Linked DNA regions of Mus musculus: region 1 is linked to region 2. The links are chromatin contacts, found by Hi-C in ENCODE. All regions are on one chromosome and are shown on one strand. The core of a region is the stretch at or near the end of the contact, and the rest is flanking DNA. Distances in the headings are between cores, read along the strand shown. Region 1 overlaps Ppcdc (phosphopantothenoylcysteine decarboxylase). Region 2 holds the start of 4930430J02Rik (RIKEN cDNA 4930430J02 gene).

Region 1 (5,775 bases), core at 806-3,305, 34 kb after region 2:
GAACTAAGTACAACGCCAGGGGTAGCCACATGTGGTGGCACATACCTGCAATCTCAGCACTCAAAAGGCAGAGGCAGGAGGACTATGAGTTCAAAGCCAGCCCAGGCTACATAGTGACACTGTCTCAAAACCAGAGGGGACTGGGGATATAGCTCAGTTGGTAGAGTGCTTGTCTCTCTTGCACACAGCCCTAAGTCTGATCCCCACACTGCGTAAAACCAGGCAGGGTGTCACACACCTGTGATCCCTCCACTTAGGGAGGTGTAGACGCAAGATCAGAAATTCAAGGTACATTTGGCAAAATAGTGAAGTCTAGTTCAAAGTCATCTGGGGATATGTGAGACTGTCCAAGGAAAAAAGGGGGGCTGGAAAAAGAAGAAGTTAGGAAATAGGCTCATCGTAGAGGCCCTGGGTTCAATTCCCAACATGGAAAAAATATAGATGGCAGAACTAGGTCCAAATGTGATCAATGTAAATACATAATAATCTGCACATCACTACACATTGTCTGGGCTGACAGGACTGCTCAGTGGGTACAGGCACTTGACACTAAACCTAGACATGAGTTCAATTCCTAGAATCCGATGCTGGAAAGAGAGAACTGACTCCCTCAAATGGTCCTCTGATCTCTCCATACATGCAGTGTATGTACACATACAAGATAAATAAATAAACATGTAAAAAACAATCACATCTTCACTCAAGCTGGGTACAGTGGCCCATGCCCACAACCCAGCTTTTCAGGAGGCTAAGGCAGGAGGCTAGGAAGTCCCCTTGGGAACTTGGTAAAGCTCTGTTTCAAAATAAGAAGGAAAAGAACTGGCAGTGTTGCTCAGTGGTAGTGTTTGCCTAGCTCGCATGAACCCTTTGTTTGATATCCAATACTATAAATAGAATAATAATACATAATACATTTCGGCCAAGTAAAGTAAATGAAACTCTGAAGGACAGAGGAGGGAATGACAGCAGTGATGACCCATCAACACACTTCTGGGAAATTAAAGTGGGAGGAAACATGAGCAGATGAGATTAGAAGACCGAATGATCAAGACCCAGAACATCAATGAGAACAAGCCCGCCAGAGGAAAGGAGGGAGGCAGCCCAGGGAGCAGAGGAGCAGCCCAGCCCAGCAGCCCTCTGAGCTGTCAACCAGCAGCCAAGCAGCCCTGGGCTAGAGGTCATCTACAGGAATCCCAGGCACGGGCATTCCCAACCAAGCTCGCAACACTGTGTCTACAGGCAGGAGACCCGGGAGCCTTCTGGAAAACCCAACCACCCTTGGACTACTAGGGGGTTTTCAGGGAAGAAATTGTGAGGTACTAAATACTGAAGGCTCCCAACCGAATCTTTCATTCCCAACTGAGTCTGGGCACCCAGCTTTTCACGACTAAATAGGCGCAGCTAAAGAATATCAGACATTTGAAGAGAACCCTCTCCATTAGAAAACAAAATCAAACAACTAAATGCAGAAACTCAAGACGATGCAAGGCGAGAGCTCAGAGCTGAGGGATGCACCCAGCAGACGCTGACCTAGTGCTGTATTTCTTTTCATGTGTATGGGTATTTTGCCTGCATGTATATCCAAGCACCATGAGCATGCAGTGCCTTCAAAGGCTAGAAAAGCAGACCCCACCCCAGGGCTGAAATTACAGACAGTTATGAGCTATCCATGTCCTGGGAATTGAACCCGTGTCTTTTGTAAGAGTAGCCAGGACCTTCACTGGTGAGCCACCTCTAGAGCTCCATAGTGCTATTTTTTTAAAGATCTATTTAGAGACCAAAAAGAACTCCTGGAAATTAAAATTATAAAGAAATATGAAATTCAATGTACCTCATCTGGACAGCAAAGTAGAGCAGACCCTATGTGGAGGGGTGGGTGCAGGTGAGTCTGGAAGGGCTGGCCCTGCCGCTCACTGGCTGCAGCACTCGGGAGAGTGGGTCCTGCACCTCCCCTGGGCAAAGGCACAGGTAAGCCACCACCCAGGACTTGAGAGCAGGAGAGCTGACCCTGCCCGTTACTGGCTGAGGCACGGGCTGAGCTAGCAAGGGCAATACTGGAGAGCTGGCTGGCCCTGGTGGTTTGAGCACAGGAGAGCTGGCGAGCTGACCAGACCAGCTGCCTCCCAGTCCCAGACCCAGGGTTCATCTAGGATCTGCTGGAGCCTGTGAAAGGGCTGGGCCTGCAGACCCAAAGCTACAGGATCTCTATGACACCAGGCAATGTCAGGATATCCGGGAGAAGTTCCTGTGAGGATCTGGTAGAGATGGTGTGGCAGAGGCCAGAGGCCCCAAGGCAGACTCATGACTCATTGCAGGGAACATTTGCAAGTGGAGATGTGTGACACACTGTGACACAGCACAGCTTCCACAAGATTTTCTTTTTATTCTATTTTGTTTTGTTTTCTCTGCAGGGTGTGGGGGTCTGTATGGGTGGGAGGAAGACAGGAAGGGACTGGGAGACATTTGGGGTGCGTGATGTCAAATTCTCTGGGAATCAACAAAAAATTAAAAAAAAAAAAAATGCAGTGCACTGGGCATGGTGGCTCACGTCCTTAATCCCAGTACTTCGGTAGCAGAGGCCATAGGATCTCTGAGAGATCAAGGCCAGGCTGATGTACTTAGTGAGGTCCTGACCAGCCAAGTCTATACAGCGAGACTCTTGAGACAAGAGCCAAAAAGCAATCTTAAACATTTTACAAAACAAAACAAACTAATAGAGTTAACTCAATGCAAAGTTGGTATATACTTGAACAAAAATATAAAACTATGAAAAAAATACCAGAAGACCAATGAGGGGAGGGGAATCTGACTAATAAATTCCACAAGGGAAAAACAGGAAAATGTGGCAAAACAAAACAAAACAAAACAAAACACAAAAAGAAAAAATCAAACCTGTTAAATTAAGCCAGGTGTGGTGACAATACCTAGAGTCTCGGCACTGAAAGTTGAGGCAGGAGGGCATGAATTTGGGACTAGCTCATGGCACACAGCAAGACCCTGTCTCAAAAACAGAAAAAAAAAAAAAAAAAAAAAAAAAGAGGGTTGGGGGATGAAGGGAGAAGGGTAGAAGAGGAAGGAGAGGGAAAGGAGGAGCCTGAGGTACAGAGACCCTGTCTCAGAAGATGCACACCGGCACAGAGCACCGACCACGACTCCCACCAGTACATATGGGGTTGGCAATCAGCAAGAGCTCCGCGAAGTCCTCGTCCGTGCAATCAGGCATGTCATCCCTCAGTTTTCTCATAAATGCCCACTTAACAGAGCCAGCTGTCTGCCTGGTCTATGGCAGCTCCTAGAATCTTAATTCTGCTATTCTGCCTGGCTTCCTCTCCACCTGTAACCACCATCAGTATGCCCCAAAGCCCCCAAAGATGCTGAGTCAGTTGAGGACAAGAGACCTCCCACAAGGCCACGTGTTAGGAGGAAAGAAAGAGGGATAAAAGAGAATCGGGATTGTACCCTTCTCGTTTGCGTGTGACACAGGGTCTCAGGTATTCCGAGCTGGCCTTGAACATCCTATAAATCCAAGGATGACCCTGAACTTCTAATCTTCCTGAGTGCTGGTATTATAGAGTTCTATCATCTCTCACATTTTACCTGGTTGTGGGGATCGACAAAGGGCTTTGAGCATGTACTCTACCAACTGAGCTGCATCCCAACAGGAACAGCCTTTTTCTAATAGGATCTTTCACTGGTTACAAACAGCCTGACAAACATCTCCAGGGGTCTAGGAAGATATCCATTAAAGATCTCCTCTAGGGCTAGGAGATTCAGCTAAGAGATCGAGTGCTTACCTAACACCTAAAGCCAAAATTACAGTCTCAAGTCTAAGTTATGGCTTAAGGGCTGAAGAGATGGCTTGCTGCTGTGCCAGAGCACCCAGGTTCAGCTTCCAAGCATCCACACGGCAGTTCACAACTGGTCTGTAACTCCAGCTCTATGGGATCTGATGCTCTTCTCTAGCTTCTGAAGTCATATGCACACATATGAATAAAATTGGTCCTACCAGCTGGGCGTGGTGGTGCACGCCTTTAATCCCAGCACTTGGGAGGCAGAGGCAGGCGGATTTCTGAGTTCAAGGCCAGCCTGGTCTACAGAGTGAGTTCCAGGACAGCCAGGGCTGCACAGAGAAACCCTGTCTCAAAAAAAAAAAAAAAAAAAAAAAAAAAAAAAAAAAAAAACCACCACCAACAACAAAATTGGTCCTACCATGCCTGATCCCAGTGAGCCCTACAGAACTCACGTTTCTTTTCTTCTCTTTTCTTTTTTTAATAAGGCATTCTGACTATGCAGTCCTGGCTGACCTGGAAATCACAGAGATTCACCTGCCTCTGTCTCATGAGTGTGGAGAATAAAGGCACACGCCACCTGCTTTGTGGTTGTTAAGACAAGGTTTCATGCAGCCCAGACTTAACACACTGCAGTAAGGGATTTTCGCCCTCCGTTTCTAAGAACTTCCCAGTCATCTGTGAACACTGGGTCTATACTTTCTCCGCTGTAAGCCTCCTTGGAAAGCTACTCTCTGAAGATCAAAGGACTCCACTCTAATCTCAAAAGCCTCTGCCAGCTGTAAGGAAAGACTCTACCTAGGGCTAGCTCGGAATCATCCCAAATTGGTACTGTTCTTGCTTAGGGGGTCCTGGCTTCCTCTGGCGCCTCACTTGCTTTCCTCTCCAAACATCCTTCAATACCCCAGTGCCTTCACGTTGCCTTTCCACAAACATGCCACCTCCAGAGGATCTCCTGGTCAGCCTGGATCCACAGATGACCTGGATCATCCTTTAGGGCTCCTACCCTAAGCAACAACTCTACTTGAGATCTTTCCTTCAAGATTTTTGCACTACTTCTTAGCCAGTCCACACTCTGGCTACCCTCCCAAGGTATACAGCCTCGCTGCTAGGGAACCTCCTGGGGGGAATGTATTCACCTAAGGAGTAATGTGGCGTATATCTGATAGGCAGGGCTTCCCTATGCCCTTCCCCACCCCCAGTGCTAACAGGCAAGCCCAGGCTAGTTTCTCTGGTTTTAAAGAGATGCCATTTGATCTGACTCATCAGCCCTGTCGGGTTTGTTCTTTCACCTTCATTCACTTAGCAAAAAGGTCCTGAGTGCCAAGGGTTGGGGGGGTCCTGGATCAGCACATGCACACATGCACACACACGTGCACACTTGTGCATGTACACACACACACACACACACACACACCACACCACACTATATACTATTCATTCATTCATTCACATCAGGCAATAAATGCTAAGGCGTTCTGGCAGGGCAGAAAACGTCCTGAAGGCAGAACCCCCCCCCCCCCATGCTTTCTCTGAAATCCTGTGGGTCCTGGTGGAATAGAGCTGTGCATTAAATCTCCCCCACACTGCATAACTCCCGAGAGTCAGCTCTGTGCTTGGTCCCCTACCGAGATCCCTCTGAAGATTAGGTTTTGTATCAAGTATTTTTAACTGGTACTTCTTTGTGCGATGTGACTGAAGCCTGGCCAGACATGATTGCATAAGCTGTCTGCATTGTGTCTAGCATTTATAGAGATTCCTTCCTGAAACCAGTTCACGAGGCTGGTTTCCTTTTCTCTGCTGAATCTGGAATCTGGGTCTCTGGAAAGATGGGGGAGGGAGAGGGCAATGGAAACAGAATTCTCAGTGATGCCTCTACTTTAGGGCCCTAGTCTGGTCCAGGCTATGGCAGAGAACAAAGAAACCTATGTAGATATACTTCACAGTCATAGTGTGAGACAATCCCATGGCCTCCATCCCTGCTCTC
Region 2 (6,240 bases), core at 1,306-3,805:
TAGACAGAAACTGACAGATGAGAGAGAGAGAGAGAGAGAGAGAGAGAGAGAGAGAGAGAGAGAGAGAGAGAGAGAGAGAGAGAAGAGGTAGAAGGAAGAGTGGACTTGTCTTCTGACACTGTCACCCTAAGCCCTTTCTCTCCCCTCATTAAATTAGTTAATTAATTAATTAAGTTAAAGGACTTTCTCCTCACTCACTAAGTTGTAATTTCCAGCCATGGCCCACAGAGAAAGAAAAGCTGAAGTGCAGGCATTGTGATTTATTTGTTATTCTGCCTTCTGTTACCCTTTTCCACACATTTGTGCTTTAATATACAAGGGTGGGGAGACGTCTTGGTAGCACTATTATGCCCAGGAGACCACCAGAGATCATAACACCGATGCAAGTACACAAAAGAGCCTTTATTCGAATCCAGACTCAGATCACAGCTTTCCCTGCTTTGCAGGTTAGGAATGCGATGCTCACGTCTAGGGGTTTGGAGTATATATGGGAGATGCATAAGCTGGTGCTTTCGAGCCTTGGTGTTACATGATTGGGTAGAGGGTAAAGGAATGGTATCCTTCAGAACCGAATATGTTTGTTCAGACAGCAAGGCAGGACCATACAGCAGGAAAAGAATCTTTTTGACCTGGGAAGAAATAACTTATTCCATTATCAGAGGCTAGTGTATTTTTACAAGCTGGCCACAGCTGTCTGGGAACACTTAGTTGCCTCTTCCCCCATAGCTCTAGAGTGGAGGCCTTATCACTTCAAGGGCACTAATTTTCTCCTTCCTTCAAAGGCAGGAGGCATCTGCACCGAGGGTGGGGTGGGGGAGCTGGCTGGCTGACTTAGCATGAAAGGGAGTGTGAGACTCAGTGCCAAGGATTAAAGCAGAGACAAGGGCAGGGTGCCTTGTATCTCTCCAGCACAATTCTGCAACAGCAGCACTGAGGAGGCTGGGACTGGATGGCCAGAAGTTCAAAGCCAGTCTAGTCTACCTAATGAGAGACTCTCACCCAGGAACACTCATTCAGGTGATCAAACCTAGAGCCTTACACATGATAGGTAAGTTCTATACTACTGAACCCAAATCTGCTGGGGTTTTTTCTTTCTTTTTTTTTTTTTTTTTCCTTTCTCAAAATAGGGTTTCACTCTGTAGCCCTGGCTGTCCTAGAACTCACTATTTAGATCAGACTGGCCTCAAACTCACAGAGAGTGCTGGAATTAAAAGTGTGTGTCACCGTCACCTGACCAAATTTCTCTATACAATGAGTCTGCCAATTGCTAGGTGAAATATAAATGTCTCATTATTTTCAAAATGCTTTGTGAATTTTAATATGATTTTAGAAATTTGTTGAGTATCTTGCTTTTCTTTTCTTTTTTTTTTTTATTACCATGTCAAATACCATGGCGAGATGGCTCAGCGGGTAAGAACACTGGATGCTCTTCCGAAGGTCCTGAGTTCAAATCCCAGCAACCACATGGTGGCTCACAACTACCTGTAATGAGATCTAGTGCCCCCTTTTGGTGTATCTGAAGACAGCTACAGTGTACTTATGTATAATAATAAATAAATCTTTGGGCCAGAGCGAGCAGTGACTGAGTTGACTGAAGTGAGTAGAGTTGACCAGAACAAGCAGAGGTCCTAAAATTCAATTCCCAACAACTACACGAAGGCTCACAACCATCTGAACAGCTACAGTGTACTCATATACAAAAAAATAAATAAATAAATCTTAAAAAAAAAAAAAAAACAAACCACCATGACCAAGGAAACTTATAGAGGAAAGCACTTAATTTAGGGGCTAATAGTTTCAGAAGGTAACCATGATCATTGTGGTGGTGAGCATCAGGCAGACAGGCATAGCACTGGAGCAGTAGCCTGTGAGCCTAGTCAGAGAGAGAGAGAGAGAGAGAGAGAGAGAGAGAGAGAGAGAGAGAGAGAGAGAGAGAGAGAGAAACTGAAAAATGTGGGCTTTTGAAATCTTCTTCATCAAGGCCATACTTCTAATCTTTCTCAAATAGTTCCATCAACTAAACACTAAAAATTCAAATATATGAACTTATGGAGGCCATTGAAACTATCACACTGAGAATTTAGAGGTCTAAAATCCTCTCTCTCTCTCTCTCTCTCTCTCTCTCTCTCTCTCTGTGTGTGTGTGTGTGTGTGTGTGTGTGTGTTGGTAGAGGATGAGGTGGGGGGAGATAGTAGGTCTAGGTCTCACTCTGTAGCCCTGGGGATTGGAACTCACTATGTACCCCAGACTGGCATTTACTGTGTGACCAAACTCTTCCTGGGAGACACAATACACACCTACTCACTCCAGAAAGAACAAAATATGGATAAAGTCCAATCCAGTGAATTAATGAATTTTACTGAGATTAATTACAGGAATATGGGTGAGAGGTTACTTATAGGAGCAGAAATGACTCAAAGACAATTGCATCACCAAGACATGGCTGACATCACCAAGCATGGCTGACAGCTCACAAAGCTGGGAACTTGGAACACAATGTGCAGCCTTTGGGCCGCTCAACTGGGTGGAGAGTGTCCTTTCCAAGTAACTGATTTAAATCTCTTTCAGGCCGCTCAGCTGGTTTCTGCTTCTCCCACATAGCGGATCTTGTCTCAGAATCTTTGCAGCTCAGTTTCTTTCCTCTGAGAGGGATTGTCTTAGCTTTTATTGTTTACTATGGTAAGGAGGAGCCTAATGAATCTGGTTACTTTCAGGAACTTCCTGAAGCTATTTTGAGTTGTTTATCTTCCTGCTTAAGGAGCTTTCTGCAGGATAAAATGTTTCAATCTCAGAGGAAATTGTTACATAACAGCACAGAGCGATCCTGCTAAGAAGTTGCTTTGGTTTTTGTTCTTTCACTGTGCCTGAACTCTTACCAAACTCACTTTAATTATTTACTTTTTGTCTTTCCCAAATATGTTTATTGCATTTTATTTGTTTGATTTTGAGACCGGCTTTTGGTATGTAGGTCAAAATGGCCTCGTGATTTTTGATCCTCTTGTTTTGTTTCAATCTCCTGAGTACTAAGATTCCTGGTCAGTGCTTGTAAGTAGTACAGCTCTGAAGGGACTTAATCTGGCAGTTGAGAACCAAGAAATACTACAAAGTCACACCTCACAACAAACCTCACACTAGAGATTTATTGGAAAAGACACAAAGGGCAGCTGCCTCTGTCCCGGGTGGGGTGTGGGGTGGGATGAGCAGCAGAGAGCCAGGCAAAGTAGGCTCTATATAGAGTTTGTTGGGGAGGGTTGGGGGTAGAGTTTTCCAGGATGGAGATTGATGGGATTTCAAGTCCTGAGCCCAGAAATTGGTGAGTTTTCGAGTTCAGGGATTGGTGGGGTTTCAAAGCCAGGAAATGCGCTGAAACTTTTTATCCTACAGGGCCACCACACACAACTGGCCTATTTATTGTATCATAAAAGTTACTTTTGCTGTAAGCAGAGGTAAATGCTTATGATCTGAGCTATTTGGGAGGCTGAGGAAGAAAGATTGCAAATTCAAGACCAGTCTGGACTACAGAGCAGTACCATTTCAAAATAAATGTTTAAGCCGGGTGGTGGTGGTACATTCCCTGAATCCAAGCACTTAGGAAGCAGAGGCAGGTAGATATCTGAGTTCAAGGTTAGATGGTCTACAGACTGAGTTCTAAGACAGCCAGGGCTCTACAGAGAAGCCCTGTCTTGAAAAACCAAAATTAAGTAAAACTTTAAAAGGAGCTAAAAGTGCAGCTCAGTGATATTGTGTTGTTAGTTGCCTAGCATGTGTGAGGACCTGGATTCAACTCCTAGTAACTGGAAAAAAATTATTTTATTGCATTTGTATTTAGTTTGTGTGAAAGCACAGTGCACATGCACACTCAAGTGTACTTGTGCATGTGTGGCAGACAATTTATGGGAGTCAGTTAGTACCTCTACCAGAAGAACCATATCACTGGTCCATAACATTTTTTAAAAATAAAAATAACAAAATAGAAAGATGGGGTGGGGGTGGGTGGGTATGGGGGACCTTTGGGATAGCATTGAAAATGTAAATGAGGAAAATACCTAATTTAAAAAAAAGTGTTAAAAAAAAAAAAAAAGAAAGAAAGATGGGTTAATTGGATCTCCTCTACCCTTGGAAAAGCTGGCACCGTGACAAACATCTAAACCTATAAGGGTCTGAAAATCGCTGAAGGAAGACCCTGGACTCAGATAGTATGCAAAAATAAAGAGCATTTATTCTGCAGAAACTCCTAGCATGCCAGAGTCCACCAAGAATTGGCAACCCAGATAGAGACATTCAAGTTCCTTTTATATCAGGACTGCTTAATTGCTTCTGAGATAACAGCAGACTTCTAAAACTTAGGGCACATTCCAAGGGGTTACAGAAACCATTAACCAAATGTCATAAAGAAGACATACACCACTGGACCCCAGGTGCAAAAACAGGAGATAAGATATTGACTTGGTTTGTCTAAACAAAATTTCAAGGATGGCTTAGTTACTGTCTTGAACTTTTCGTGACCCTGAAAGCCAGTAACCAATGGTGAAAGTTAAGCCAGATGATTGCTCTTAGTGTATATGTATGTAGGCATTCTCTTTTATAACCTCTTACTCAATTTATGACTGAATTTATGTGCAGACTCACAGTGAGCTTTTTTACCATGTGAATGCATGCTCTGAGAGTCATGCAAGTACTGAGAACAAAAGGCAGAGATAAGTCCCTCTCCCCTCTCCTCCCCAAGACTTTAACTTGGAGAAGCACAATTCCCTGCAAGTCTTTTTACCTAGCCTCCAGCTGTTCTCACCACAAGGTGCCAAACCGGGAGGCTGAAGCCTCCAGTCCCAGAGCAATTCAGACAAGCTGATCAGCTGTAGCAGTAAAGTACCTTACACTCAGGATAGAGAGCAAATGGTCCATGGCCTAGTTTCTGAGTGGAGATAAAAGGGGATATGAAAAATGAACTCCTTGAACCTCAACACTGATAAAGAAAAAGGGCCTTTGAAGCTTACTGGTCGATTCCCAGCACCCACATGTCAACACACAACCATCTGTAGCTCCGGTTCCAGGGATCTGATGCCCTTTCCCAGTCTCAGCAGGCACCAGGCACACAGAGGGTACACATTCATACATGCAGGCAAAGCACTCATGCACATAAAATAAGAATAATTTTGTAAAACGCCTCTTCTACTTTGTCATCTGGTTTGGCTACCCTTCTAACAGCATCAAGAAACTTCAGACACTACTGACTAAGCCAAAATCCCCTCTGAGACAATGCGTGTTCTTCTGAAAAACAGTACAATCAAAGATGTCAAAGACAATAAATCAAATGTGCTCATATAGGACTAAAATAATCTACAATTATGGGTTTTTGACACTTGCTTCTTATCCCAAATATAAGGAACACCCCTCACAAATCTACCTTACAATTTTGCTTACAAAAGGCAAATCTTTAAACCTTGCTGTAAATTACAATTTCTGATCGGTAATCTAGAAAGGCTCAGGCTCCTACGTAACCAGTGTAAACACACCTAAGCTCAGCTCTCCTTCAAGAAGCCCACAACCACACGCAGGTATGTCTTGTCTTCTCTGTCTTGTCTTCTCCTGGGGGCCTCTTTTTCTTAACCATCATGCTTAAAATCTGTGTTGTAATCTCTTAATAAACTCCAACTCTGCCTCTTCATACTGATTTATCCCGACATTTTTTTTTCTGTGGTAAAGACAAGAATACTGGGTTTGCTTGAGTGGAGGTCCCTAAGGCAAATTGGAACTTCTCAGGTTGCTGTGGGCAACAGCATGCAGCTGTGCTTCCATCCTTCCACTGCCAATAGACAGGAAAGAACTGAAGGAACAAATGGAAACCCAGCAGTGCCGCCAGGCCCATCTTTGAAGTTCATTTTAGGCTTAGGTGTAAAAAGAGGGCCAGCCAAGTGCATAACTGGGCTGAGGAGATGGCTCAGTGGGTAACAGGCTTTTCCAAGTATAAAAGCCTGAGTCTAGAACTCAGAGCCTATGCATATTTATAGCCCAGTGCTCTAACCACCATGAGAGGAGGGATCTGAGAACCCTGGAAGCTTGCAGCCAGCATCAAATAACAAGAGACCCCATCTTAACAAAGTTAGGATCAACACCAGAAGTTGTCCTCTTATTTTCACAGAAATGTATATGTGCCCAAACCCACACATACACATTACACATACATACACACACACACAAACACACACACTTATTACACATACCCACACAATACCCACACAC

What was found. Hi-C counts contacts between places; a loop is a spot of excess contacts on that map.
Region 1: a map of heart shows a loop between it and region 2 (2.0-fold over the local background). The contact joins the enhancer-like site here to the promoter of 4930430J02Rik in region 2. A Hi-C loop is called at or near these places in 3 of 37 maps with a recorded cell type or tissue (Patski and heart).

The regions. Positions count from the first base shown.
Region 1 is chr9:57,423,101-57,428,875 of GRCm38, forward strand. All of the region lies in intron 3 of Ppcdc (phosphopantothenoylcysteine decarboxylase), which reads right to left. Among named protein-coding and RNA genes, the nearest start is that of Ppcdc, 14 kb to the right of the region's middle. Within about 2 kb of position 2,056, at least 1 of the 3 ENCODE cell types and tissues checked has a DNase peak (open chromatin) inside an H3K27ac peak, as active enhancers do; it is heart, where a contact is called at or near this core.
Region 2 is chr9:57,388,515-57,394,754 of GRCm38, forward strand. 4930430J02Rik (RIKEN cDNA 4930430J02 gene) reads left to right here and starts at 2,556. Exons shown (of 3, transcript NR_040729.1): 1 at 2,556-2,679. It also overlaps a transcript of Ppcdc not described here.